2 separate regions of the Homo sapiens genome follow, and region 2 is linked to region 1. The links are chromatin loops, found by intact Hi-C in ENCODE. Cell type or tissue: PC-9. All regions are shown on one strand. Each heading gives the region's core, and the rest is flanking DNA. Links, peaks and the distances in the headings are about the cores only. Region 1 has its middle 32 kb from the start of SPPL2A. Region 2 has its middle 24 kb from the start of AP4E1.

The links. Peaks named below come from ENCODE experiments on the same cell type or tissue, not always from the same donor. Only the 100,000 strongest peaks of a DNase experiment are listed, where the experiment ranks them.
Region 2: a loop joins it to region 1, with 8 times the contacts of the local background. A loop is called at or near these places in 3 of 110 quality-filtered maps.

The regions. Positions count from the first base shown.
Region 1 is chr15:50,789,840-50,806,140 of GRCh38, reverse strand. It overlaps the pseudogene RPL32P30. Among named protein-coding and RNA genes, the nearest start is that of SPPL2A, 32 kb to the right of the region's middle. In PC-9, for the core only: no CTCF peak of the experiment used is centred there; DNase peaks (open chromatin) are centred at 7,220 and 7,990.
Region 2 is chr15:50,878,556-50,890,154 of GRCh38, reverse strand. No RefSeq gene overlaps it. Among named protein-coding and RNA genes, the nearest start is that of AP4E1, 24 kb to the left of the region's middle. RefSeq lists enhancers at 5,769-5,888, 10,950-11,119 and a silencer at 7,817-7,986. In PC-9, for the core only: CTCF peaks have their summits at 3,916 and 4,119; DNase peaks (open chromatin) are centred at 4,154 and 4,744; H3K27ac peaks cover 2,085 bases.

The DNA of each region.
Region 1 (16,301 bases), core at 3,408-11,407:
CAGCTCTGGAAATGAATTCTAGTTCTTCTCCTTATTTTATGGCCTTAAGCAAGTTGTTTGATCTTCCTGAGCTTCAGTTTAATTTCCTTAACAAAACCGTTATGAATAAATGAATGGGCCAAGCGCGGTGGCTCACGCCTGTAATCCCAGCACTTTGGGAGGCCAAGGCGGGCGGATCACTTGAGATCAGGAATTTGAGACCAGCCTGGCCAATATGATGAAACCCTGTCTCTACTAAAAGTACAAAAAAATTAGCTGGGCGTGGTGGCGTATACCTGTAGTCCCAGCTACTCTGGAGGCTGAGGCAGGAGAATCGCTTGAACCCAGGAAGCGGAGGTTGCAGTGAGCCAAGATCATGCCATCGCACTCCAGCCTGGGCAACAGAGTGAGACTCCATCTCAAAAAACAAACAAAAACAAAAAACAAAAATTAGGCCAGGCATGGTGGCTCATGCCTGTAATCCCAGCACTTTGGGAGGCCGAGGCAGGTGGATCATCTGAGATCAGGAGTTCAAGACCAACCTGGCCAACATGGTGAAACTCCATCTCTGCTAAAATAAATACAAAAATTAGCCAGGGGTGGTGGCAGGCACCTGTAATCCCAGCTACTCAGGAGGCTGAGGCGGGAGAATTGCTTGAACTCAGGAGGCAGAGGTTGCAGTGAGCCGAGATCGCACCATTGTGCTCCAGCCTGGGCAACAAGAGCAAAACTTTGTCTCAAAAAAAAAAATTAGCCAGGTGTAGTGGTGCATGCCTGTAATCCCAGCTACTTGGGAGACTGAGGCAGGAGAATCACTTGAACGCAGGAGGCAAAGATTGCAGTGAGCCGAGATCGTGCCATTGCACTCCAGCCTAGACGACAGAGTGAGACTTCATCTCAAAAATAAAAAGAAAATGAAAAAAAGAAATGAATGAGATAATATGTATCTGTTGGGGGGGAACTGAGATGTTAATCTGTGTTTTGCTCAGGCTGCTGTAGGTATTTTTGCCTCACTCATCTGAAGAAAGTAGCCCTCTGCTTCAGGGAATGGTTAATAGCCCTAATGTCGCAGGGCCAAAATTAAAAGTTGCCTGACACTTAGAATACAACCTTCTATCTAGTCTTGGAGGTGATATTGCTGGATTATTGGAGGTGGCAGGAGGCACCAAGGGTTGGGAGAAGAAGTAGACCAATACTGGAAATAAAGTTATTTGGGGACTATCTCCCCAAGTTTAGGAGAAAGTGCTTATAGGTTTCAAGAAAATCAGGGACATGTGTGCTCCCACACAGTACTTGGGTCCAAGGCCTCTGATCGTGATAGCTGACTTGGCAGTGTGCCGCACTGCAGGGGGCAAGAAGGGTTGGTCACTAGACTTCAAGTCTTCCAATTTTAGTATACACCTCTGGCTCAACCTGTGCTCAAAAGTAGAGGAATCGCCAGGCATGGTGGCTCAAGCCTGTAATCCCAGCACTTTGGGAGGCTGAGGAGGGCAGATCACGAGGTCAGGAGATCGAGACCAGCCTGGCCAACATGGTGAAACCCTGTCTCTACTAAAGACACAAAAAATTAGCCAGGCATGGTGGTGCACACCTGTAATCCCAGCTACTTGGGAGGCTGAGGCAAGAGAATCGCTTGGACCCAGGAGGCAGAGGTTGCAGTGAGCCAAGATTGCAACACTGCGCTCCAATCTGGGCAACAGGGTGAGACTTCGTCTCAAAAAAAAAAAAAAAAAAACAAGTAGAGGAATCACCTATCCACAAGGACAGAACCACCTGTACACCTAGGAGAGATGAGCTCTTGTCCTGGGTCCCACACTTTAGAGAGCCCTACTCTGGCCCTCCATGGGATTGTGCCCCTCTTTATGGGAGAAGAGGTCCACAAGGGGCATGTCCACCTGGAGCCCACACCTCACCCTTGTAGACCGTGCTTCATCTAAATGGGACCCCAGAATTCCCAGCCCAAATGGCCTGAACTATTTCCAGGTCCTGAGCCAGTCTCTTTCCAGGATTTACATTCCTGAAGGCAGCCATGCCTCTGTGTACACGCCTTCACATGAAGGACAGTTAAAAGGTGACTTTTTGGCAGGAATGGGGATTGGTGAACAGAGCTTGGATGTGTAAGCTGGTCTACACACACATGCATGCAAGTTCCTTTATTGTCCTGAACAGAGCTGGGATGGGAAGTGAAAGAGGGGAAGTGTAAGAAGGAAAAAACGCCAAATATACAGGAAAAACAAACTATTTTTTTCTATCCTCACACCACTCTCAATACATCATGTCTGTCACCAGATGTGTGGGGTTTTGTTCCCATACTAAGCCACTCTCCAATTCTCTATGGACACCAACTGGGAATTAAACTCACTTCTGACACTATCTAGTGGGAGTCAGTACAGATTCCAAAGATTAAGGGCTCAGTCCCACAAGACTGCCCCCACATCAACTACCAATCACAAGTCCAGGTTGCCACCTGTGCTTCTGGCAGACTGTCTATAAACCAGAGGTTCTTATGACCTCCTCCTTAGGCTCAATCATTTGCTAGAATGGCTCACAGAACTCAGGGAAACACTTTACTTACATTTACCCATCTATCATAAAAGATACAACTCAGGAACAGCCAAACAAAAGAGATGCATAGGGCAAAGTATGTGGTGAGGGGCATGCAGCTTCCATACCCTCTCTGGGTATACTGCCCTCCCAGCATGTCCACACATTCCCCAGCCTGGAAGCTCTCTGAATACTGTTCTCCTGAGTCTTTATAGAGGCCTCATTATATAGGCATGACTGAATAAATCACTGGCCATTGGTATCAACTCAATGTTTAGCCTTCTCTCCTGCCTGGAGGTCAGGGGATGGGGCTGAATGTTCCAACCCTGTAATCACCTGGATGGTTCCTCTGCAACCAGCCCCCATCCTTAAGCTATCTAGGGGCCACTGAGAGATGCCTCATTAGAACAAAACACTGCAATCACCCAGGAAATGAAGCTCTGTGTAGGAAAAGGAAGAAGACCCAATATATATTTCTTATTATTAATCACAATATCATCAGAGGCCAAAGCTAGGGCCTAGGGCCAGCTTTTCTTACACCTGCACATTCAGATGCAGAAGCCCAAGAAGTCCTCAAATTCTAAATTTGAACAAGGACTTCCAGCTTGTTATGAAAATATATTTGTCAAGACAGAATGACAGAACCTATTTAAGAGGTTGTCAGCTTGATTTATAACTTTCTTTTTTTTTTTTTTTTTTGAGGCGGAGTTTTGCTCTGTCGCCCACGCTGGAGTGCAGTGGCGCAATCGCGGCTCACTGCAAGCTCCGCCTCCCGGGTTCACGCCATTCTCCTGCCTCAGCCTCCCCAGTAGCTGGGACTACAGGCGCCTGCCACCACGCCTGGCTAATTTTTTGTATTTTTAGTAGAGACGGGGTTTCACCACTTTAGCCAGGATGGTCTCGATCTCCTGACCTCGTGATCCGCCCTCCTCGGCCTCCCAAAGTGCTGGGATTACAGGTGTGAGCCACCGCACCTGGCCTGATTTATAACTTTCAAATATTTAATATAAACTTCCATTTGTATTCTCATCCTAGACCCTGAAAATATTAGAAGTGGGCCAGCCAAGAAACCACAGGACTAGGATCAACACCCAGCAGTGGTAGCCAGTGTGGTCTGAAGACCAGAGGGCTCACCTCTGAATATTCTGGAATGTGTAGGACCCTGGGAAGGTGAAGATACCCTAGGAAATGCCCCCCTCCTCAAAGTAAACATGACAAAACCCAGATTTCCCATCTCCCTTGACCAATGTGGTACAGAGCCAGATTTAACTTCATTTAGAATAAAAATGGGCAAAGACTTTTGTCTGTCCTGTTCACTGCTTTCTCCCTCCATAGCACTTAGAACAGTACCAATATACTTTTTTTCTTTCTTTCTTTCCGTTTTTTTAGAGACAGGGTCTCAGCATGTTGCCCAGTTTGGTGTTGAACTCCTGGCCTCAAGCGATCCTCCTGCCTCAGCCTCCTAAAGTTCTGGGATTACAGGCATGAGCTACCACGTCTGGCCCCAATATACTTTTTTTTTTTTTTTTTTTGAAGCAGAGTCTCGCTCTGTTGCCCAGGCTAGAGTGCAGTGGCATGATTTTGGCTCACTGCAACTTCCACCTCCTGGGGTTGAAGCAATTCTCCTGCCTCAACCTCCCAAGTAGCTGGGATTATAGGTATGCGCCACCACACTCAACTAATTTTTTTATTTTTAGTAGAAACGGAGTTTCACCATGTTGGCCAGGCTGGTCTCGAACTCCTGACCTCAAGTGATCTGCCTGCCTCGGCCTCCCAAAGTGCTGGGATTACAGGTACGAGCTACCGTGCCTGGCCCCAATATACTTTTATTGGATTAATGAATTCTTGCTCCCAGTGTGAGGGACCAAACTCTTGCCTGCCACATGTGTAAGCTCCTGTTTTTTGTTGTTGTTTGTTTTTTTGTTTTTTTGAGACAGAGTCTCACTCTGTCGCCCAGGCTGGAATGCAGTGGTGTGATCTCGGCTCACCGCAACCTCCACCTCCCAGCCTCAAGCGATTTTCCTGCCTCAGCCTCCCGAGTAGCTGGGATTACAGGCACCCGCCACCACACCCTGCTAATTTTTGTATTTTTAGTAGAGACAGTATTTTGCCATGTTGGCCAGGCTGGTCTCAAACTCCTGACCTGAGGTGATCCACCCACCCCAGCCTCCCAAAGTACTGGGATTACAGGCATGAGCCACTGCTCCCGGCCAAGCTCCTGGTTTTGTGCTACCACATATTAGGTGTCAGTGTCAGGTACTTTATTTTATTTTATTATTTTATTTTATTTTAGAGACAGGGTCTCACTATGTTGCCCAGGCTGGACCCAAACTCCTGGGTTCAAGTGATCCTCCCACCTCAGCCTCCTAAGTAGCTGGGGCTACAGGTGCTCACCACTGCCAGGCACGTTTTCTTTGTGCTGAACACTATATGATACTTATTTGTATCTAACTTGTCAGATGAATCTAGAATACTCTGTTTATTTACTAAATTATTTTAGCACCTGTGGACTGTCTGCTAGGCCCAGACTACTGGCTAGGTCTTGCCTGCCAGGTTCTCTTGCTTACTATCATCATAAGGAAATGACATCCTACTTTCTGATGGAGCCCCTATCTATTAAAAACTCAGTTTCTTGGGTCCTGTATCTGAAACCACTTCTGTTTCACCCACAGCTTTGGGGCTCTAGACTTTCTCTATTTATGACTTTCCAATCCTTCATGGTGCAGTTCTGTTTACTGGTTGTGCCCACATTTAATGTAGTACCTGCCTCTCTCCCATCCTAGATGCAAACCTAAATTAGAAATCCCACTTACAAATAGCTCATCGCCAGGTGTCTGCACAGTAGACATGCCCTTTGATCTGTGGGCCAGAAAGTGATACTCCTACTGTCACTCTTTAGGACAGTTTATTCAGAGGAAAGTTATAGAAAGAGTGAGTCCATCTAAAAGGCATCTTCTTTCTTGACATTCTAAAGGCTGAGGAGTACTGTTTTAGAGACTTCTGGCTGGGTGCGGTGGGTGGCTCATGCCTGTAATCCCAGCACTTTGGGAGGCCAAGGTGGGCGGATCACCTGGGGTCCAGAGTTCGAGACCAGCCTGACCAACATGGAGAAACCCCGTCTCTACTAAAAATACAAAACTTGCCGGGCATGGTGGCTCATGCCTGTAATCTCAGCTACTCAGGAGGCTGAGGCAGGAGAATCACTTGAACCCGGGAGGCAGAGGTTGCGGTGAGCTGAGATCACACCACTGCACTCCAGCCTGGGCAACAAGAGTGAAACTCCATCTAAAAAAAAAAAAAAGGGAGAGAATTCTATAAGTCCCTATGAACCTCTTTGTGTTTCTCAGCTCCCTGCCATCTGCAGAGAATGCATTCATTCTCTGAAGACTAAAAACCATATGATCTCCATCCTGTTGTTGAACTGTGATCACAATTGCAGCTAGGATTTTATTAGTCTGAGTTTGACCACCTTCTGAGTTTAACTAGCTTAGTAGTTTCACTACAGTGCAATTCTACTAGTAGTACCAAGCTAAGTAAGCTGTATTCTCAGTACTCATCATCCTGCCTGGCGTGTAATATTATTCAGTGAAATAAGTAGTCTCTCCCTCCAGAGACAGCTTATGTCAAGAACTGTAAGGGATCTGAGATTGTACCCTACTTACAAGTTAACATGTTAGCCTGTCATAGTTTCATGGATGTTGATAGAAGACATGAGACTCCTGGATCAAAGATAAAAATAGTTTATTACCCACAGCAATAGCAGTATCTACAGTGTCTGAATTTTTTGAGCCAGCTCCCCGAGTCCCACTCCCCACAAGATAATGTAAATAGGGCCAGTTAACACCTGTACAAGGAACTCTGAGCTTCGGGAATCTGAATCTTTTTTTTTCCCCAGAGTTTTTATGGTTTTATTTAACACAACTAAAACTTACACATGAGGTGTGAGAAAGAACAAAATTTCAACAAATTGAGTTTCAAAGATCTTTTTTGTTTTGTTTTGCTTTTGTTTTTCATTTTTTGTTTTTTGAGACAGATTCTCACTCTGTCGCCCAGGCTGGAGTGTAGTGGTGATCTTTGCTCACTGCAACCTCTGCCTCCCAGGTTCAAGCCATTCTCCTGCCTCAGCCTCTGGAGTAGCTGGGATCACAGGCACCTGCTACCTTGCCTGGCTGATTTTTGTATTTTTAGTAGAGTTGGGGTTTCACCATGTTGGTCAAGCTGGTCTCAAACTCCTAACCTCAGGTGATCTGCTCAACTTGGCCTCCCAAAGTGCAGGGATTACAGGTTTGCGCCACCATCCCTGGCCAAGTTTCAAAGATCTGATTGGCTTTTATTGGCAATTCATAAACCAGGCAGCATCCAGTCTACAAAATAGAAAGGAGCTCTGATGAGCTAAAGAGAGTGGGTGAGTTTAACAGACAAAAAAAAGTGGAGAAAAACAGAAACAAGAAACAAATAGCAGATTTGTCATTTCGAGGTTATCTTCCTTATAGGGACATAGGCAAAATCTTGTTGGCTTAATGGGATTTGGCTATAATTTGTCTTCTGATTTCTCAGAAGATCATATCTTACAGGTATACAACTTAGGTTTCAGTTTGCTGAACTTCAGCATGAATGACTCTATTTGAGGCCTGCTGTCTTAACAGCTTTTGACAGCTGTCTATTAATTTTCTTTGCTGTGCAACTTGGCCTTGGGATTGGTGACTCATGGCCAGCCGGGCTTCTCTTTCCTCTATGACTTTTCAGTTCTTAGACATTGTGAGCGATCCCAACACAGTAAGATTTATTGCACTGCAGCAGCACTTACAGCTCCTTGACACTGTAGACCAGAAACCCAGAAGCCACCGAGCAGCATGTGCTTTGTCTTCTTCTTGTTCCCATAATCAATGTTGGGAATCAAGATCTGGCATTTGAACTTTCTCCACACTCTGTTGTCAATGCCTCTGGGTTAGAGTCAACCTGCAAACAGTCCTTGTTTTCTGGGTACCCTGTCAATCTATCCTTTCCTGCCCCTGTGGATTTTTAGGTTTCAATGAGAAATAACCAGAGTAAAAAAACACACACACAGACACAAACTATAAATCTATTTTCGTTGCAAATGAACAAAACAATTCAAATATTCAGAAACTCGCTGGATATCATATTGGAAATATGTATTTCTAACCAAAGGTTACATTTGATCATGTTTAGTCTGAATGTTCACCATGAATTCATTAGTTGTGTGGCTGGGTCATTTGGAATTATACAACTCAATCTTTCAAGTAAAAAAATCCTATTCACCACTACTGAATTGAACTTCACATTGTAAATATTTGGCCTAATGGGATAATTATGTTATTAAAAAGAAAATAAAATTGTTTCATCTTTAAGCAATTGGCACAGTGTATTCTTGGTACATTTTTTTTTTTTTCTCTACTTGGTGGCAGTATAAACTGGAAGTACAGGTTAAGCCACCTTTCTGACACTTGGAAAGTTGAAGACAGGAGGCAGAAAGGCCTGTCACAGCTGATTTCATGTTATGACTTGTTAATAGGCCCAGCCAAACTACCCTTGCAGTAGTTCAGGGAATTAAAAAAGGCATCCCCAGGGCTATGCAGCAAGAATATTTCTTGCACGACAGGATTGGAAAAATAAAGAGGGTTTCTTTGAAAATTGTGCTTGATGGCCCAGATTGAAATATATGCCAAAGGATAAAAAATTCTTGGCCGGGCATGATGGCTCACGCCTGTAATCCCAGCACTTTGAGAAGCTAAGGCAGGTGGATCACCTGAGGTCAGGAGTTTGAGACCAGCCTGACCAACATGGAGAAACCGCATCTCTACTAAAAATAGAAAATTAGCCGGGCATGGTGGTGCATGCCTGTAATCCCAGCTACTTGGGAGGCTGAGGCAGGAGAATCGCTTGAACCTGGGAGGCGGAGGTTGTGGTGAGCCGAGATCGTGCCATTGCACTCCAGCCTGCGCAACAAGAGCGAAACTCCATCTCAAAAAAAGGAAAAAATAAAGTATTTTTTAGTAGAGACAGGGTTTCTCTGTGGCGGCCAGGCTGGTTGCTGGTCTTGAACTCCTGAGCTCAGGTGATCCACCCATCTCAGCCTCCTAAAGTGCTGGGATTACAGGCATGAGGCACCACACCCGGCCAAAAAATTCTTTTCATTCAAAGTCTTATCAATTATCTTATTGTTTGCACTCATCTTTTCTATAAGTAAACCTGGAAAAAGCTATGAACTCTGAAATCCATCAGCCTGGGTTCAAATCCCAACTCAATGTCTTGGCCAGATGATTATTATTATTATTATTTTTTCCTGAGACGGAGTCTTGCTCTCTCACCCAGGCTGGAGTGGGGTGGCATGATCTCGGCTCACTGCAAAGTCTGCCTCCCGGGTTCAAGCAATTCTTCTGCCTCAGCCTCCCAAGTACCTGGGACTACAGGCCCACAACGATGCCCAGCTAATTGTTGTATTTTTAGTAGAGATGGGGTTTCGCCATGTTGGCCAGGCTGGTCTTGAACTCCTGACCTCATGATCCACCTGCCTTGGCCTCCCAAAGTGCTGTGATTACAGGCATAAGCGACCATATGTGGCTTAACTTTCAAAGATTCATTTTCCTTACCTGTAAAACAGGAATATAATGGCACCTAAAGGATTTTTTATATGGATTAAATGAGAATATAGAGCTCTAAGCACAGTGACTGATCAATGGTAAGCAGCAAAGAACTGTTTTGTTGTCTCGTAATTGTTAAAATAAAATTAAAAAGCAAACTTTTATACAAGTTTGTAATGAAGACCACACTAAAAACTCCTGAAGACTTAATCACAAGATGAGTAAGAGAAGATTTTAATGGCAAATAATCCATTTATTAATCCTTCTATCCTCTTCCTAATCTCTTCACCCTTCTGACACTAAAAGTTATACACATAGTCTTGGAATATGGAATGTTTCATCAAAATATACTACGTTGCCATATTATTAAGGAATTATAATCCTGTTACTGCTTGTATTTTTTCCAACTGGTTACATGAAAAAGATAGCCTATTAAGAGATTTATAAACATGAAAATTTAAAAATGATTTTTCTTTTCATTTTAAAACTGATTTATCACACAGTCATATAAGAAAAACTTTCAGTGAAATTACATAAAATGTGGTAGCTCACACCTGTAATCCCAGCACTTTGGGAGGCCAAGGCAGGTGGATCACCTGAGGTCAGGAGTTTGAGACCAGCCTGGCCAACATGGTAAAAGCCTGCCTCTACTAAAAATGCAAAAATTAGCTAGGTGTGGTAGCAGACGCTGTAATTCTAGCTACTTGGGAGGCTGAGGCAGGAGAATCGGTTGAAACCAGAAGGTGGAGGTTGCAGTGAGCCGAGATCACACCACTGCACTCCAGCCTGGGCAACAAGAGCGAAACTCCATCTCACAAAAAAAAAAAAAAAAAGAGGAAAAAAGGCCAGGTATTGTGGCTCATGCTTGTAATCCCAGCACTTTGGGAGGCCAACGCAGGAGGATTGCTTGAGGCCAGGAGTTTGAGACCAACCTGGGCAACATAGGGAGACTCTGTCTCTACAAAAAAGCAAAACAAAAGGTAAAAATACAAAAGTGTTTTTCCCACACTCACAATACTTAACACAATACTTCTGACACCAGGTCTGTGTGGGGAAAAAACCCCACAAGTAATTCTGCAGTAGACACTAGCCAGGTGTCCTCCAATTCAATTAAATCCTGACACTATTTACCTAGAAATAGTGTCAGATCGCACGGATTCAAGGCTAAGTCACACAAGGATGCCCCCTACTTCAGATGCCAGTGACGAACAGTAAGTTGTCACCTGTATTTCTGACTGACCAGCTATAAATCAGGGATTCCCATGAATCTCTCATTGGCTTTGATTAATTCGCTAGAACAGCTCACAGAACTCAGAGAAACAAGTTAGTTACATTTACCCATTTATTACAAAGTATACAGATGAACAGCCAGACGGAAGAAATGCATAGCTCATAGCATATGGGATGGGTGCAGAGCTTCCATGCCCCCTCAGGGAGCAGCACCCTCCAAGAACCTCTGTTTTCTTTTTTTTTTGAGACAGAGTCTTTCTCTGTCGCCCAGGCTGGAGTGCAGTGGCACCACCTCAGCTCACTGCAACCTCCGCCTCCCAGGTTCAAGCAGTTCCCTGCCTCAGCCTCCTGAGTAGCTAGGATTACAGGCACCCACCACCATGCCCGGCTAATTTTTGTATTTTTAGTAGAGATGGGGTTTCACCATATTGTCCAGGCTGGACTTGAACTCCGGACCTCGTGATCCACCCGCCTCAGCTTCCCAAAGTGCTAGGATTACAGGCATGAGCCACCGCGCCCGGCCCCATGTTTTCAACTATCTGGAAGTTCTCTGAACCCAGTCCTTTTGGGTTTTTATAGGAGGCTTCATTATGTAGGCATGATTGATTACACCATTGGCCATTGGCGATCAACTCAACCCTCTCCCCTCTATGGCAGTTTTGGAAGCGCCAATCATGGCTCAGTCTTTCCAGTGATCAGCCCCAATCCTGAAGCTATCTAGAGGCCCCCAGCCATCAGTCATATCATTAGCATACAAAAGACACTCTTACCACTCAGGAGATTCAAGGGTTTTAAGGGCTGTATGCCAAGAAACAGGGAAGAAGATCAAATACATACAGTCGTTCATTGCTATCTTTGGGGGATTGGTTCCAGGCCCTCCCTCAGATACCAAAATCCCTGGATGCTCAAGTCCCTTTTATAAAATGACATAGTATTTGCATATAACCTAGGCATATCCTCTTGTATACTTTAAATCATCTCCAGATTACTTATAATACCTAATACAATTAAATGATTTGTAAATTGTTGTTATATTGTATTGTTTAGGGAATAATGACAAGGAAAATGTCTATACATGTTCAATACAGATGTAACTATCCTTTTTTTCCCAAATATTTTCAATGTGTGGTTAGTTCAATCCACTATGAAATATGGCATACAATATGGTACCTCTGGCTCAGAGCTCTAAGATGGAGTCAGGAGGCCATTCTACAAAGGACCTACAACCTGGATTTTTGAAAACCCAGGAACTTGCCTTTACCTTTGAACTGGGCCAAACTGCAATCACCACAACATCCTGGAAAACAGCTGAATTTCACCACTACTGCAACTCCTGATCAGCAACAACCAATGAATTATAGACTCACGTACTAAGCCAGCTGCCTTCACCAATGATAATTCTTTCAAAACAACTTCCATAATCACCCTTAACTTCCTTATAAATCTCCTCTCTCCTCCCTCTTATTGGAGCACAATTTGGCTTCCAGCCAAATGTATGTCTCCTGAATTACAACTCCTAAGACCCCAGTAAAGGCCTTGTCTTACTGCTTTGCAGTCTGGTCTTATGCCTCTTTTTCTTCATTGACATGCAGAACAGATACAGAGAACCAAATGTACATATTTTATTGTAAATCACAATATTATAATTTGTTAAACAGGTTCATCTTTATGGGCCCAGTACAGTCAGTCCTCAATGAACTTTTTATTGACTGAATAAAGTAGTGAATAAATCAATGAATTATTACATGATTATAGCTTGCTTCTCCCCATAAGTAAATTGACTTTTTGGCCAGGCGTGGTGGCTCACGCCTGTAATCCCAGCACATTGGGAAGCTGAGGTGGGAGGATCACTTGAGCCCAGGAGTTTGAGACCAGCCTGGGCAATATAGGGAGACCCTGTCTCTTAAAAAAATATACATTTTAAAAATAAAAAGTAGGCCGGGCACAGTGGCTCACGCCTGTAATCCCAGCACTTTGGGAGGCTGAAGCAGGCAGATCACTTGAGGTCAGGAGTTCGAGACCACCTGGCCAACATGGTGAAACCCCGTCTCTACTAAGACTACAAAAATTAGCCGGGCATGGTGGCACGTGCCTATAAACCCAGCTACTCAGGAGGCTGAGGCAGGAGAATCACTTGAACCCAGGAGGCAGAGGTTGCAGTGAGCTGAGATCGTGCCACTGCACTCCAGCCTGGGGGACAGAGCGAGACTCTGTCTCAAAAATAAAATAAAATAAAATAAAATAAAATGTAAATTAACTTTTTAAAAGGGAAACCATTTTAACATAGTGCTATCCACCCGTTTCATTCCTACTGTTGCTATCTCTCCTTTCTTTTCCTGTCATGGAAGAATGGCTATCTCTTCTATCTAAATTTGTGTTCTCTTCCTTAACATACTTTTGCAAAATATTTACCAGTTGTCTTGCAACTAGTATGGGCCTTGTGACTAAGTCTCACCAATGGAAAGTAAGCAAAATGATGTATCTGTCTCTGGGCCTATCCCATAAAACACTGAACTTGAGATTCTCCCTCACTCTTCATTTCTTCAACCAGATGCAGAAAAACGAGCGGAGGATTCCAAGGCCCAAGAAGACACTGCAGCTACCAGATAAAAGATACTTGGCTTTTGGGTCCATGAATGACTGTGTGGAGTAAGCCTCCATCCACTTCACCCCCAACCAGTTTATTTATATATTGGACCATGACACGAATAGAAAATAGTTATTGTTTAACCATTGAGATTTTGTATGAACAAATGAAATTAACAATTACATTTGACTGGGCACTGTGGCCCATATCTGTAGTCCCAGCACTTTGAGAGGCCGAGGCAGATGGATCACATGAGGTCAGGTGTTCAAGACCAGCCTGGCCAACATGGTAAAACCCTGTCTTTACTAAAAATACCAAAAAATTAGCTGGGCATGGTGGCACACACCTGTAATCCCAGCTACTCAGGAGGCTGAGGCAGGAGAATCGCTTGAACCCCGGAGGCGAAAGTTGCAGTGAGCTGAGAGATTGCACTACTTCACTCCAGCCTGGGTGAAAGAGCCAGGCTCCAGCTAAAAAAAAAACAAAAACAAAACAAAAAAGCCCCAGTTACATTCAGAGCATTATATTCCCCCATTCCTTGATCCATCCAGGGCTGGAATAAAAAGCACTTAAACAGCTTGGTATACGCCAGTCATCACCCGCAATGTATAAGGGTTTGGAAGGAAGGAGCAGGTCCTTTCATTAGCGTTGACCACTTGACTCCTGTGTTGTCTAACGCTTCCTCCCTGCTTTATCTAACCTGAAATTTGGTCAGTGCCTTTCATGGAAGAGCTGAGTTGTAGCTTTTTTTTTTTTCTCAGACGGAGTCTCAGAGTCTCGCTCTGTCGCCCAGGCTGGAGTGCAGTGGCGCTATCTCGGCTCACTGCGACCCTCTGCCTCCAGGGTTCAAGTGATTCTTCTGCCTCAGGCTCCCCAGTAGCTAGGATTACAGGCACGCACCACCATACCCAGCTAATTTTTGTTTTTTTGATAGACACGGGGTTTCACCATGTTGGCCAGGCTGGCCTTGAACTCCTGATGTCAAGAGATCTGCCTGCCTCGGCCTCCCAAAGTGCTGGGATTACAGGCATGAGCCACTGTGCCTGTCCAGGAGTTGCAGCTTTTTATGCTCATGAGGTAGCCTGTTCTGGTAACGGGCACTGCTTCCTGAGCCTGAGTTCCATTTTTGCTTGCACAACTTAGTCTTGATTTGGGGGATTTTAGCTTCATACACCAGGAGCTCCTAGGAGTAAGACCTTGCTTTGCTTTCCTTTTGCTGAGTCCTATTCCAGAAGCACATTCTATACTAATGAACCATGGTAAACATCCTAAAGCCAGCTTTCTGTACATTTGGAGTCCTGAGTTTTGTCTGTCCTCTTCATACCCTGCCTCCCACTCTTGCTGGGGAATCTTACTGTGCCCTGGTGCCCTAGTTGGCAGACCAATCATTTGTTTCAACTATGCCCATTTCCCTTGAAGTCTACTGAGGCCCCTTTGCTGTGCTGAATTGCCAGAGCATTTACTTTCAGCTGGGCCCACGCCTATCTTTTACTACCTGGTGTGGGTGGGTCTGGAGCAAGGTATCCTCCTGACCTTCCTCTCCAGCCTAGAGTGACCTCTGCGGTGCCCTACAGATGAGTTCTGAGATAGTACACTTCAGAGGTTATAGAGGTATTTTGTCTTCCCATTGGCATTTCGTATTTTAATGAATTTGTTTTAATTATGATAAATGTGTTTGAATCGTAGAGCATCATAAATAAGTTAATTGTTTTAGGGCCTTATATCTTTATGAGATATGGATATACTGCATTTGGTACATGTTTGACATGCGCATATTATTTTATTGTGTTAAATCCAGCCTACCCACACCTAAACTTAAAGTTTTGATGACTCGACATCGTTTTACAAAGGTTCCAGCCAGTTGCCCTATTGTAAAGTCATTGTGTAAGCAAGCTTTAAAGTGTTTTCCTTCCTTAATCTTACTTTTGTCCTACAGTTCTTCCAAGTATGTCTTCCTTTCATTAGTTGGCTTGTAACTTTACTACCTAGCTAAATAGGCCTAGTTGTTTCTCAACAATGACTTCTATTATTGAGCTTATGAAAGTAAGAAAATAAAATCAAACCTGCTGCTTGTAGATACAAGTTGTCAATTAGCAATTCACAGGAAAGCAGCTGCTTTAAGTAGTCTGTCCTACACTCCAGGCAGCAACAATGATAATAAAAGCCCTCACCCCACAGATGTCCTGGAAACACCCAGTTTCCATGCTGGAAGGGCAAATCTATTTGCACACGAACGTCACCACCTACACTAAGGGTGCCTGCAGAGTCCAGTAAAGATAGCTAACACTGAGTGGCTGTTTTTGTTTTTGTTTTGTTTTGTTTTTGAGAGAGTCTTGCTCTGTGGCCCAGGCTGGAGTACAGTGGCGCGATCTCAGCTCACTGCAACATCTGCCTCCCAGGTTCAAGCAATTCTCCTGCCTCAGCCTCCTGAGTAGCTGGGATTACAGGTGGCTGCCACCACGCCTGGCTAATTTTTGTATTTTTAGTAGAGACAGGATTTCATTATGTTGGCCAGGCTAGTCTCGAACTCCTGACCTCAAGTGATCCACCCGCCTCAAGATTACAGGCATGCACTGCACTCAGCTAACACTGAGTGTTTAATATGCACCAAGCATTATGCTGCACTTTTTATTTATTTATTTAATCACTGCAGCATTTTTAGAAGGCCAATACTATGATGATTGAAACTGCCTTTGCAAAATTCTGACTGAGACATTGAAAGATCTAACTTAACCAACTCCATCTTCTAACCTCCAAGCTGTCCTTGTTCATTACTGGGCATAGGCTGAACTAACTTTGGGAGAAACTTAGTTTATAGTTGAAAACAAAAATGTTTAAAACAAAGACAACAACATCCCTTTCCCAAAGCAGACCTCCTTGCCTGGGGACTAGATTGCCTTTGTAGGACTAACATTAGCCACAAGATTAGAAATTATGGTTTAGAAGTCATGCAGCTGGAGGCTACAAGATTCTGACCCTCCCTAAACTGCTCCTAAGATCAGTGCTTGAGATATTTTGCTGACCTTGTACTTGATGTATCAGTTGGCACCACGCAGATTGATAAACTGCCTCATCTGATCTTGTGGCCCCCACCTAGGAACTGACTCAGCACAAGAAGACAGCTTGAGGCTGGGCGCTGTGGCTCACACCTGTAGTCCCAGCACTTTGGGAGGCTGAGGCGGGCAGATCACAAGGTCAGAGTTCCAGACCAGCCTGGCCAACATAGTGAACCTCTGTCTCTACTAAACAAAACAAAAAATTAGCCGGGTGTGGTAGGGGGCGCCTGTAATCCCAGCTACTCAGGAGGCTGAAGCAGGAGAATCGCTTGAACCTGGCAGGTGGAGGTTGCAGTGAGTTGA
Region 2 (11,599 bases), core at 1-8,000, 87 kb before region 1:
AATCTAGAGTGCAGTGATGTGATCTTGGCTCACTGCAACCTCCGCCTCCCAGGTTCAAGCGATTCTTCTGCCTCAGCCTCCCGAGTAGCTGGGATTACAGGTGCCCACTACCACACCTGGCTAGTTTTTGTATTTTTTAGTAGAGACGGGGTTTTGCCATCTTGGCCAGGCTGGTCTCAAACTCCTGACCTCATGATACACTCGCCTCGGCCTCCCAAAGTGCTAGGATTACATAGGATTACAGGCGTGAGCCACTGCGCCCGGCGTGTTTTTTGTTTTTTTTTTTTTTTTTTTTGGAGACAGAGGTTCCTTTCATTGCCCAGGCTGGAGTGCAGTAGCATGATCTCAACTTACTGCAACCTCTCCACTTACCAGGTTCAAGTGATTCTTGTGCCTCAGCCACTCGAGTAGCTGGGGTTACAGGTATGCGCCACCAATCCTGGCTTACTTTTGTATTTTTAGTAGACAGGGGGGTTTCACCATGTTGGCCAGGCTGGTCTCAAACTCCTGACCTCAAGTGATCGCCCACCTTGACCTCCCAAAGTGCTGAGATTACAGGCTTGAGCCACCGCATCTGGCCTATTCCACTTTTTTAATGAATGTGTTTACAGCTATTAATTTCTCTCAGCACTGTTTTGCTGCATCTCATATGTTTTGGTATGCTGTGTTTGTATTTTCATAAATCTTAAGGTATTTTCCAGTTTCCCTTGTATTCCTTCTTTGACCTATTGTTGTTGTTTAAAAGTGTGTGGTTTAATTTCTACATATTTGTGAGTTTTCCAGTTTTCCTTCTGTTATTGATTTCTAGTTTCATTCCATTGTGGTCAGAAAATATATTTTGTATTTCAGTCTTTTTAAATGTGTTAGTGTTTGTGTTGTGGCCTAACATACAGTCTGTCCTGTAGAATGTTCCACATATACTTGAGAAGAATGTGTACTCTGCTGCTGTTGGGCAGAGTGTGCATATGTCTGTTAAGTATAATTGGTTTATAGATTGTACAAGTCCTCAATTTCCTATTAATCTTCTCTCTGGTTTCTAACCATTTTTGAAAGCGTGTATTGAAATCTCCAGGTATTCTTGAATCACTCTTTTTCCCTTCAGTTCTGTTTTGGTTTTTAGGGTTTTTGGGGGGTTTTTTTGAGACACAGTCTCACTCTGTCACCCAGGCTGGAGTGCAGTGGCGTGATCTTGGCTCATTGCAACTTCTGCCTCCCCGGTTCAGGCGATTCTCCTGCCCCAGCCTCCCCAGCTGGGATTACAGGCGCATACCACCACACCCAGCTAATTTTTGTATTTTCAGTAGAGACAGAGTTTTATCATGTTGGCCAGACTGGTCTCGAACTCCTGACCTCAAGTGATCCACCCACCTTAGCCTCCCAAAGTGCTGGGATTCCAGGCATGTCCCACCGCGCCCAGCAATTCTGTTGTGTTGGTTTTTTTTTTTTTTTTTTTTTTTTGCTTTTTTTGTTAGATGAAAGATGTAAGTGAATGGATAGACACTGCATGTTCATGGATCGAAAAGACTCAGTATTGCTAAGATTATAATTCTCCCCAAAATGTTCTTAGATTCTACGCAATCTCTATCAAAGCTGTAGCAGTTGGCTAGATGCAGTGGTCCACACCTATAATCCTAGCCTTTTATCGGGCCAAGGTAGGAGGATAATTTAAAGCTGGGAGTTTGAGACCAACCTGGACAACACAGTGAGAGACCCCTATCTCTACAAAAATAAAAATAAAACAACTAGCTGGGCACGGTGGTGCGTGCTTGTACTCCTAGCTACTCTGGAGGCTAAGGCGGAGGATCACTTGAAGCCAGGAGTTCAGGGTTACTGTGAGTTATGATCATGCCACAGCACTCCAGCCTGGATGACAGAGTGAGACCATATCTCTAAAACAAACAAGCAAAAAACTGCAGCAGGCTTTTTGGCAAAAATGAAAAATGAATCAGCTGGTCCTAAATTTTATATGTAATATCCAGGAACATTTTGAAAAAGAAGAACAAAGCTGGAAGACTTACAATACCCAGTTTCAAAACTTACTATAAACAGATAGTAATCAAGACAATGTAGTATTGGTGTAAAGATAGACATGTATAAAACTGAGAGTTCAGAAATTATGGTCCATTGATTTTTGATGAAGTAGCCAAGACATTTCAATGGAGAAAGGACCATCTTTTCAACAAATAGTATTGGGACAATTGAATATCCATATGCAAAAAAGTGAACCTAGGCTCTTACTTCACATTATATACAAAATGGAACTCAAAATGGATCTCAGACCTACATGTGAGAAGTAAAACTACAAAAGTTCTAAAAGAAAACACAGGAGAGGCCAGGCGCAGTGGTCACGCCTGTAATCCCAGCACTTTGGGAGGCCAAGGTGGGCAGATCATGAGGTCAGGAGATCAAGACCATCCTGGCTAACATGGTGAAACCCCGTCTCTACTAAAAATACAAAAAATTAGCCAGGTGTGGTGGCGGGCGCCTGTAGTCCCAGCTACTCAGGAGGCTGAGGCAGGAGAATGGTGTGACCCTGGGAGGCAGAGCTTGCAGAGAGCTGAGATCGTGCCACTGCACTCCAGCCTGGGCGCGACAGAGCGAGACTCTGTCTCAAAAAAAAAAAAAGAAAAATAGAGTTTCATATTAAAAAAGAAAACACAGGAGAAAATCTTTATGACCTTGGGCTAGGCAGAGTTCTTAAATATGACATCAAAAGCACAGTTCACAAAAATAGCTGACAAATTGGATTTTATCAAAATTAAAACTTTTGGGTTTAAAAGACATCCATAATAAATTGAAAAGATGTAGACTGAAAGAAAATATTTATAACTGATGTATGTGATAAAGGGCTTATATCCAAAATATACAAAGAACTCATAACTTAGTAATAAGAAGACTAATAATCTAATTTTAAAATGAAGTAAACATTTGAATAGACATTTCACCAAAGAGGATATGTAAATGGCTAATAATCACTTGATAAAATGCGCAACATCATTAGTCATGAGGGAAGTGCAAGTCAAAACCACAATAAGATAGCATTAACACACCCACTAAGCTATAACCAAAAAGTCAGACAATACCTAGTGATGGAGGAGTTATGGGAAAACCTTCACATATTGCTGATGAGAATATAAAATAGAACAGCCACATTGTGAAATTGTTTGGCAGTTTCTTAAAAAGCTAAATAGATTTGCCATACAACTCAGCGATTCTACTAAGTATCTACCCAAGAGAAATGAAAACATATATTCATGCAAACACTTGTATAGAAATGTTCATAGCAACATCATTCATAATAGCCAAAAACTGGAGACAACCCAAATGTTCATCAACTGATGAATGAATAAACAAAATGTAGTTTATCTATATACAATGGACTATTATTCAGCCATAAAAAGGAATGAAGTACTGACACATGCTACAACATGGGTGAACTTTGAAAACATTATGCTAAGTGAAAGAAGCCAGTCACAAAAAACTGTATAGTGTATGATTTCATTTATATGAAATGACCAGGAAAGGAAAATTTTTAGAGACAGAAAGCAGATCAGTAGTTGTCTGAAACTGAAGGTAACAAGTGAGGATTGACTGCAAATTCTCTTTTTGTTTGTTTGTTTTGTTTCTTTTTTTTTTGACTGCACATTCTCACAAGTAATTTTCTGGGTGTTAGAAATGTTCTAAAACTGGATTGTGACAGTGGTTGCACAAAGCTATCAATTTACTAAAAATTATTCACTGTACACTTATAATGGGTGAAGTCTTATGGTACATAAAATATATTTCAATAAAACTAAGAAAAAGTCTCATGAATTTCAGAAATGCTAATTTATTATTGATTGACAGCTTGCTACAGGATCTTTCTGGGGCTTAGTGACTAGAGATGCATGCAGAATTAGAAAGATAAAATAATTTGTTTAGAAAAATTAGTAGATTGAGAAGGGTTTGGTGGTGGTCAGAGAAAAACCTTGGGAATGGCAAAAAGTTAGGAAACTCTCCAGGCTGAGAAAGGCCTAGAAAAAGAGACACTGGGTGGTGTTCTGGGGACTGCAGCAGTGGGGATTTAGGCAACTTTGTATACAGTTCCACTCTCATGCCCAAGGGGGCGCCAGAGCAGCAAGCCTCAGTCGTGACTGTGGACGTTCCTAGCCCCTAATGCTGGGTCACGGTACTGCGTTCATTCAAAACCTGACCCAGGTTTTTTAGAGACGAGGACTCTCCATTTTGTTTTATTATCTTTCTTGAGAGGCGGAGGGAATTTGCCTGAAGGTGGATTCCTTTTTTTTTTTTTTTTTTTGAGACGGAGTCTCACTCTGTCGCCAGGCTAGAGTGCTGTGGCGCAATCTCGGCTCACTGCAACCTCCAACTCCCTGGTTCAAGGGATTCTCCTGCCTCCACCTCCCAAGTAGCTGGGATTACAAGCATGCGCCACCATGCCCGGCTAATTTTTGTATTTTTAGTAGAGATGCGGTTTCACTGTGTTGGCCAGGATGGTCTCGATCTCCTGACCTCGTGATCCGCCCGCTTCGGCCTCCCAAAGTGCTGGGATTACAGGCATGAGCCACCACGCCCGGCCGGTGGCTTCCTTTTAAGTCTGAAAATGCAGCAGGAAGAGCCAAGTGAGGCCCTGTGACTCTCTATGGAGAGAGGCAGTGGTTACAGCCCAAAGAGCCCTAAGAAGAGCTTTTTCAGAATGACACATACTAGTTTCTTCCCCTCCTTTCATGACTCAGGTCCACATTTCACACAGACTTTTGCCTGTGCCAGACTTGCCTCTGCCTTGACCGCTAGCCAGCAGACTGTGTCCACAGTGTTTTCCCGCTCCTGCTACCCGGTCTGAATCAGCCTGGTAAAAACATTAGCTGGAAGATATCTGTTTACTGGGTAAATTCCTCTACAACAAATACCTTTGCAATGAAAATCTCTATTTAACCAAAAGTTCTCCACAGCCCAGTTTATGTCTAACCTAGTGCAAGCAGTAATCCATGAAATAAAACTCTACTCCATACCACATATTTAGACAGTCAAGTTGAGCTACTTGTAAAGAGATTTGACCTGTAATACTTTTATTTTCCCCGAGGAGCTGGAAATATAAGTAGAGGTAAAAACAGAGTCCCCTTTGCACTTGGAGAGTATTTTCCCACATGCACTCATTTTAAAAATCCAGTTCCCAGGAAATCTTTGTAAGGACTTTTCTCAATAGTCTACCAGATCCAGGACAAGGAAGAAAGATAGGCTCCAGATTGGATAAGCAGAGACCTTCCCAGAAGGAAACAATGGGAATTTAATATTCAAGCAGGCCCTGATCCAGAGCATTATGGGAACTGACCAAGGGATCAAAAATGAATCAAGTTAAAAAGAAACTAAATAACATTCCAAAGAAGTGATAGTACTGTTGAAGCCTGAGGCTATACTCCACCGCGCCCAGCCCTGTACTAATATACTAACGAGAATCAAAACTTCAAAAACTACGTAGATCATATGACAGAATTAATTGCATCAGTAGTCCTTCTATACTGCTAAGAGCAAGGTGTTACATACAGATGATGCTCCTTGATTTACAGTAGGGTTACATCCCAAAAAACTCATCATAAGTTGAAAATATCATAAGCGGAAAATGTATTTAATACACCTAGCCTACTGAACATCATAGACTAGCCTACCTTAAAAGTCTCAGATCACTTATGTTAGCCTAGAGTTATTTTATATTAAGGCGTTGAATATCTCATGCAATTTATTGAATACTGTACTGAAAGTAAAACAAAATGGTTGTATGGGTGCTCAAGGTATGGTTTCTACTGAATGCATATCACTTTGCACCTGGTAGAGTCGAAAAATTTTAAGTTGGGGACCATCTGTACTGCTAAGAGCAGTGTTGTTGGGGAAGCCATTTTCTCCCTCTCCCAGGTCCATAAAATAGAAACTTCCACTTCAGAAGAATTGTGAAGACAGCATTTAGCTTCCTGCTATTTCCCCTCTCAGTTCTCCCCAAGGAAGGAGTGACTCATCTGACTGAACCACTGAGGAAGGAACTGAGCATGCTCAGCCCTTTTTGCAACCTTCTTGGACTAGCCTGCCCACTAGACAGGTGCATCCTCCCACCAACCCCACCGCTGAAGCATGTGCACCTCCCCACACACATACACTCCTGCCTCCCCAAAAAGTTCAGGAGTCAAGTACAGTCATGTATCACTTAAAGACAGGGATACGTTATGAGAAATATGTAATTAGGTCAGTGATTCCCAACCCCTTTGGCACCAGGGGAGGACCAGTTTTGTGGAAGACAATTTTTCCACAGACTGGAAGGGTGAGGTATGGTTTTGGGATGAAACTTCCACCACAGATCATCAGGTATTAGATTCTCATAAAGAGCATGCAACCTAGATCCTTCACATGTGCAGTTCACAATAGGGTTTGCACTGTTATAACAATCTAATGCTGCTACTGATCTGACAGGAGGTGGAGCCCAGGCAGTAATGCCCGCCTCCTGCTCACCGCCATTGCCATCACCTCCTGCTGTGTGACCTGGTTCCTAACAGGCCAGGGACCGGTACCTGGAACCGGGTGATTCTTTGTTGTGCAAACATCATAGAGCACACTTAAATAAATCTAGCTGCTGGCCAGGCGCAGTGGCTCACGCCTGTAATCCCAACACTTTGGGAGGCCGAGGCGGGCAGATCACGAGGTCAGGAGATCGAGACCATCCTGGCTAGCACGGTGAAACCCCGTCTCTACTAAAAATACAAAAATCAGCCGGATGTGGTGGTGGGCGCCTTTAGTCCCAGCTACTCGGGAGGCTGAGGCAGGAGAATGGCGTGAACCCGGGAGGCTGAGGTTGCAGTGAGCCGAGATTGTGCCACTGCACTCCAGCCTGGTCGACAGAGTGAGACTCTATCTCAAAAAAAATAAAATAAAATAAAATAAAAATAAAATAAATCTAGATGCTTACTACACACCTGGGCTATGTGATATATCTTATTGCTCTTAGGCTACAAACCTATACAACATGTTACTGTACTGAATACTCTAGGGAATTGTAACACAATAGTGTCTGTGTATATAAACATATCTAAACATAGGAAAGGTACAGTAAAAATACAGTATTATAATCTTAAGGGACCACTGTCATATATGTGTTCATCATTAATTAAAGAGTCCTTGGCCGGGGGCAGTGGCTCATGCCTGTAATCCCAGCACTTTGGGAGGCCAAGGCTGGCAGATCACCTGAGGTCAAGAGTTTGAGACCAGCCTGACCAACATGGAGAAACCCCATCTGTACTAAAAATACAAAATTATCCGGGCGTGGTGGCACATGCCTATAATCCCAGCTACTAGGGATGCTGAGGCAGGAGAATCGCTTGAACCTGGGAGGTGGAGGTTGCGGTGAGCCGAGATCGTGCCATTGCACTCCAGCCTGGGCAACAAGAGTGAAACTCCGTCTCAAAAAAAAAAAAAAAAAAAAAAAAAGAGTCCTTATGCAGTGCATGACTGTATTAGGAAGTCTGATTGTGAGACCTGACCGGCAGCTTGTCTACTCTGTCCTCACCCTCATTAAAGCTGATGCTTTTATTTCCGTCTGTCTGATTTTTGTGTCTGTTTCTCAAAAGGAATTCAGATGGGTAACAGCTGTTATTTATTTGTCTCTCCAAGGCCCCCAAATCAAGACTAAGTAGCCCTGCCACTGAAAAGGTTGAAAATCAGTGAAAAATGCAAATAAATGACTCTAGTAGAAGACTAAATTCATTGTATGCCCTTGAGCAAGGGTTGAGCTCCTCAGTCAAAGAAGAGAGTCACCTTTTCCAGAAGAGAATGCAGCTCAAGGGGAATGCAGGTGGGGCAGTGAAGGAGAAAGAGATTCCTAGAAGCCTCGAGTGGGGGAACCAGCATCACTACCAGATTCCCTCATGTCTGCAGTGTGAAGTGGTGGCAAGAGCCCCCCACATTGGGACCCAGAAAACCTGTGATAAAATCCAAGCTGTTTTCAGATGTGTAGCCTTTACCATTTTGAGCCTCAGTTTTCTTATTTCTAAGTAAGCATAAATATCTTCCTGCCTACCCTATAGGGTTACTGTGAAATTACATTTATATCATGTATATGAATGTTCATGTATATACTGGAAAGCAAAATAAAAATATAAAATAGCATGAAAAAAGTAGTGAGGAGAAGGTACTTGATATTTTGTGATAGAAGTGCTGGATATTTCCCATTTGCTCACCCAACTCTACTTTCTACTCTGATCCATATCCTAAAGGCTGAATTGTCTGAATTGCATCACTGGGTTCCCTTGCCTTTCGGCTGCTGGTTGAGTTTAAAAAGGAGCAACAGAAGGAATTGGATAGGGGTAGATTTTGATGATTAGATTCTCTTGGTACGTCCCTGCTGGATCTCCCATGTTGGCTGCATCTCTCTGTGGAGGGCACAGCTTGTGTCAAATTGCCAAACTGCCTTTTTTTTTTTTTTTTTTTGGCAATCACCCAGGCTGTAGTGCAGTGGCACAATCGTAGCTCACTGCAGCCTTGACCTTGTGAGTTCAAGCAATCCTCCCACTCTCAGCCTCCCGAGTAGCTGGGACTACAGGCATGTACCACCATGCCCAACTTCCTTAAGTAGAGACAAGGTCTTGCTATGTTGCCCAGGATGGTCTTGAACTCCTAAACTCAAACAATCCTCCTGCCTCAGCCTCCCACAGTGCTGGAACTACAGGCGTGAGCTACACCTCTGGCCCCAAATTGCCTTCTCCACACAGTTTTCTCTCCAGACCAGTAGCATTGCCATCATCAGGGAATTTATGCAAAATGCAAATATTTTAGTCCTACCCCAGACCTACTGAAGCAGAAACTCCAGGGTGAGGCTGAGTAATCTGTGTTGTAATAAGTCCTCCAGGTAATTCTGATGCATACTAAAGCTTGAAAACTGCTTGCTGTTGGAAGGGATTACTCCCTCTCATTTGCTCGCAGTAACTAACCCTAGAATACTGCCCAATTCCTTGCTGCTTCCCCAGAACTCTTTTACCTTTGTAAATAGTCCTTTTTATTATACTCTCCTCAAATTACTCATTTTCTTTTTCTTTTTTCTTTATTTTTTTAGGCTCTTTCTTTGAATTCTAAAAATTATTCATTTTAAATACGCCATCATTTCCTGTAGGACTCTGATGTTGAGATCTCAGAAATAAGACAAGTAACTGCTTTGTATTACACCTGCGTAAAGGACAGGCACACTGATCAAGGTGAAAGAAAAAATGTCTGTCAATGAGATACCTAAATAAGATTTAGTTTAAGATCATTGTGGGCTACACAGTCCCAAAATCTTTTAGGCCAAAGCTCACAGTGAGTCTCTGTGTTTCAGGAAATGTCTCCATTTGGTAAACTAAGAAATGATGTAACATCCTTGCAAGACATATGACTAAAATCTGAGGTTTCTGTGTGGGCTTTGGCTGTAATTTTGGTTTCTACCAAGGGCTTTAGTCTGAAGAGGAAAGCACTAAAATAAATTGCTACTTGCAAAAAGAAGCTGCTGGTATTTCTTTCCTTTGGCGAAGACCAAAGCTATAGTGAGCTAAATTCATATCATTTATTTTTCATCCAGTATAAAAGTTATATGGGCCAAGACATAACATTTGAGCAGCTGTAGAAGTTTAAAGGGTCAGTGTGACTTAAGTGTATAATGCCCAAGACAAAGAGACACTGTTTTAGGTGTTTGTTTCCTCAAGTCTCTTGTCATAGAGACTCCTCTTGTGTCCAGGGCATAAATAAATCCAAGGCAGAAATATTTAACAGAGGTTGGGAAGAAAGCCTAGAGTAGAAATTGAGACGCCCCGCCCCAGCAAGTCATTTCCTTTGGAAATATAAGGGTTAAGCAGCCTGGAGTCAGGCTAAGAAAGAGGCTTTGGGAAAATTTAGGCCAAAGTGTTAACTCAGGTTTTTCTCACCTTTGTGGATTGAGTCCATTGCTTTTGCCTACAAATGAATAAACTGTTCTTTTTTTTTTTTTTTTTTTTTTTTTGAGATGAAGTCTCGCTCTGTTGCCCAGGCTGGAGTGCAATGGCACAATCTCAGCTCACTGCAATTCCGCCTCCCAGGTTCAAGTGATTCTCCTGCCTCAGCTTCCCGATTAGCTGGGATTACAGGCACCTGCCACCATGCCTGGCTAATTTTTGTATTTTTAGTAGAGACAGGGTTTCACCATGCTGGCCAGGCTGGTTTCGAACTCCTGACCTCAGGCAATCCACCCGCCTCAGCCTCCCAAAGTGCTGGGATTATAGGCATGAGCCACCATGACCGGCCGAAGAAACTGGTTTTCAAAGCAGTATCTCTTGTTTCTGCCTCATGATTTATTTATTCAGTCAGTAAGAGCTGGACCCTGAAAAATGGTGAAGTTGGCTAAACTTATCTTCACATTTTTTCCTTAATCCATTAAAAAAAAATTTTTTTTAAAACAATTTCTCTCACCACACCACACACACACACACACACACACACACACACACACACCCCCAATACCTGGTGCTTTGAAGCCGTAACCTGTCTGTTCACGGCTACCACTTGAACCAGCATCCCAGATTTCCCCCTTTGAACTATTGTAGAGTACAGTCAGAATTTAAAGGAATAAGATCCTAACCCTCATGGTCTGTTACAGACATGATTATCTGATTAGCCCTGATGGGCAACGGCTTGATGCTAGAAATCCTCTCACCTAAGGCAGCCCAGTGGAGTGGACCAATCAGGAACCGAAGGCTTTATTAGCTGTGTGACCTTGGGCAAGTTACATAGATTCTTGGGGTTGAAAGGAACCAATGCTTTAATACATAACACCTCACTGAGGTGTAATCCATCTTCTATGTCATTTTCTTCTGAAAATAACTTCTACTACTTCTTCAGCACTTCCTATGGGCCAGGGCCTAGGCAAAGTATGTGCTATACATTATCACTAGTCCTGAAAGTAACCCAGCAAGTGGTTAGTACCAGTCGCATTTTACAGATGTAGAAAGTGAAACTCGATTGAGTGACATAATTCATCCAAGTAAGTGGCAGAGCCAGGATTCATACCCAATTACCTTTAGTCCCAAAGTTGAAGCTGTGTGATTTTCCTAAGAGATCCAATTCTTACCCTATAATTGAAGCATCATTTTTAATGAGCTAAATTCTGTCTTCCTCTAACTCTGGCTCATCACCCCTCTGGGTATGGTGAGCAAAGTTTGCTTCCTCTTCCACATGCCACTCCTTCAGATATTTGAAGACTACAAACTACTTCGACCACCCTGAAATTGTTCGACTTTTCTTCCTACAAATGTTTAAAGTCCCTTAACTGTCCTGGTGATTCCCCTTCACTTTGTCTCTGTCCCATTTAAAAAAAAAAGAAAAGAAAAAAACCTGAAGCTTAAGATACATACAGAAAACTGCACGAATTATAAATATACTGTGCAATTAACTTTTACACGTGAACACTACTTGGTCAAGAAACAGAAATATTACCAGAACCCTAGAAGTTTATGCTACTTTTTTATCTCTGCCTCCCCCAGAAGTAACCACCATCCTGACTTCTAACATGTGAATTATATCAATAGAATCACACAGTATGCACCATTTTGTATCTGGCTTC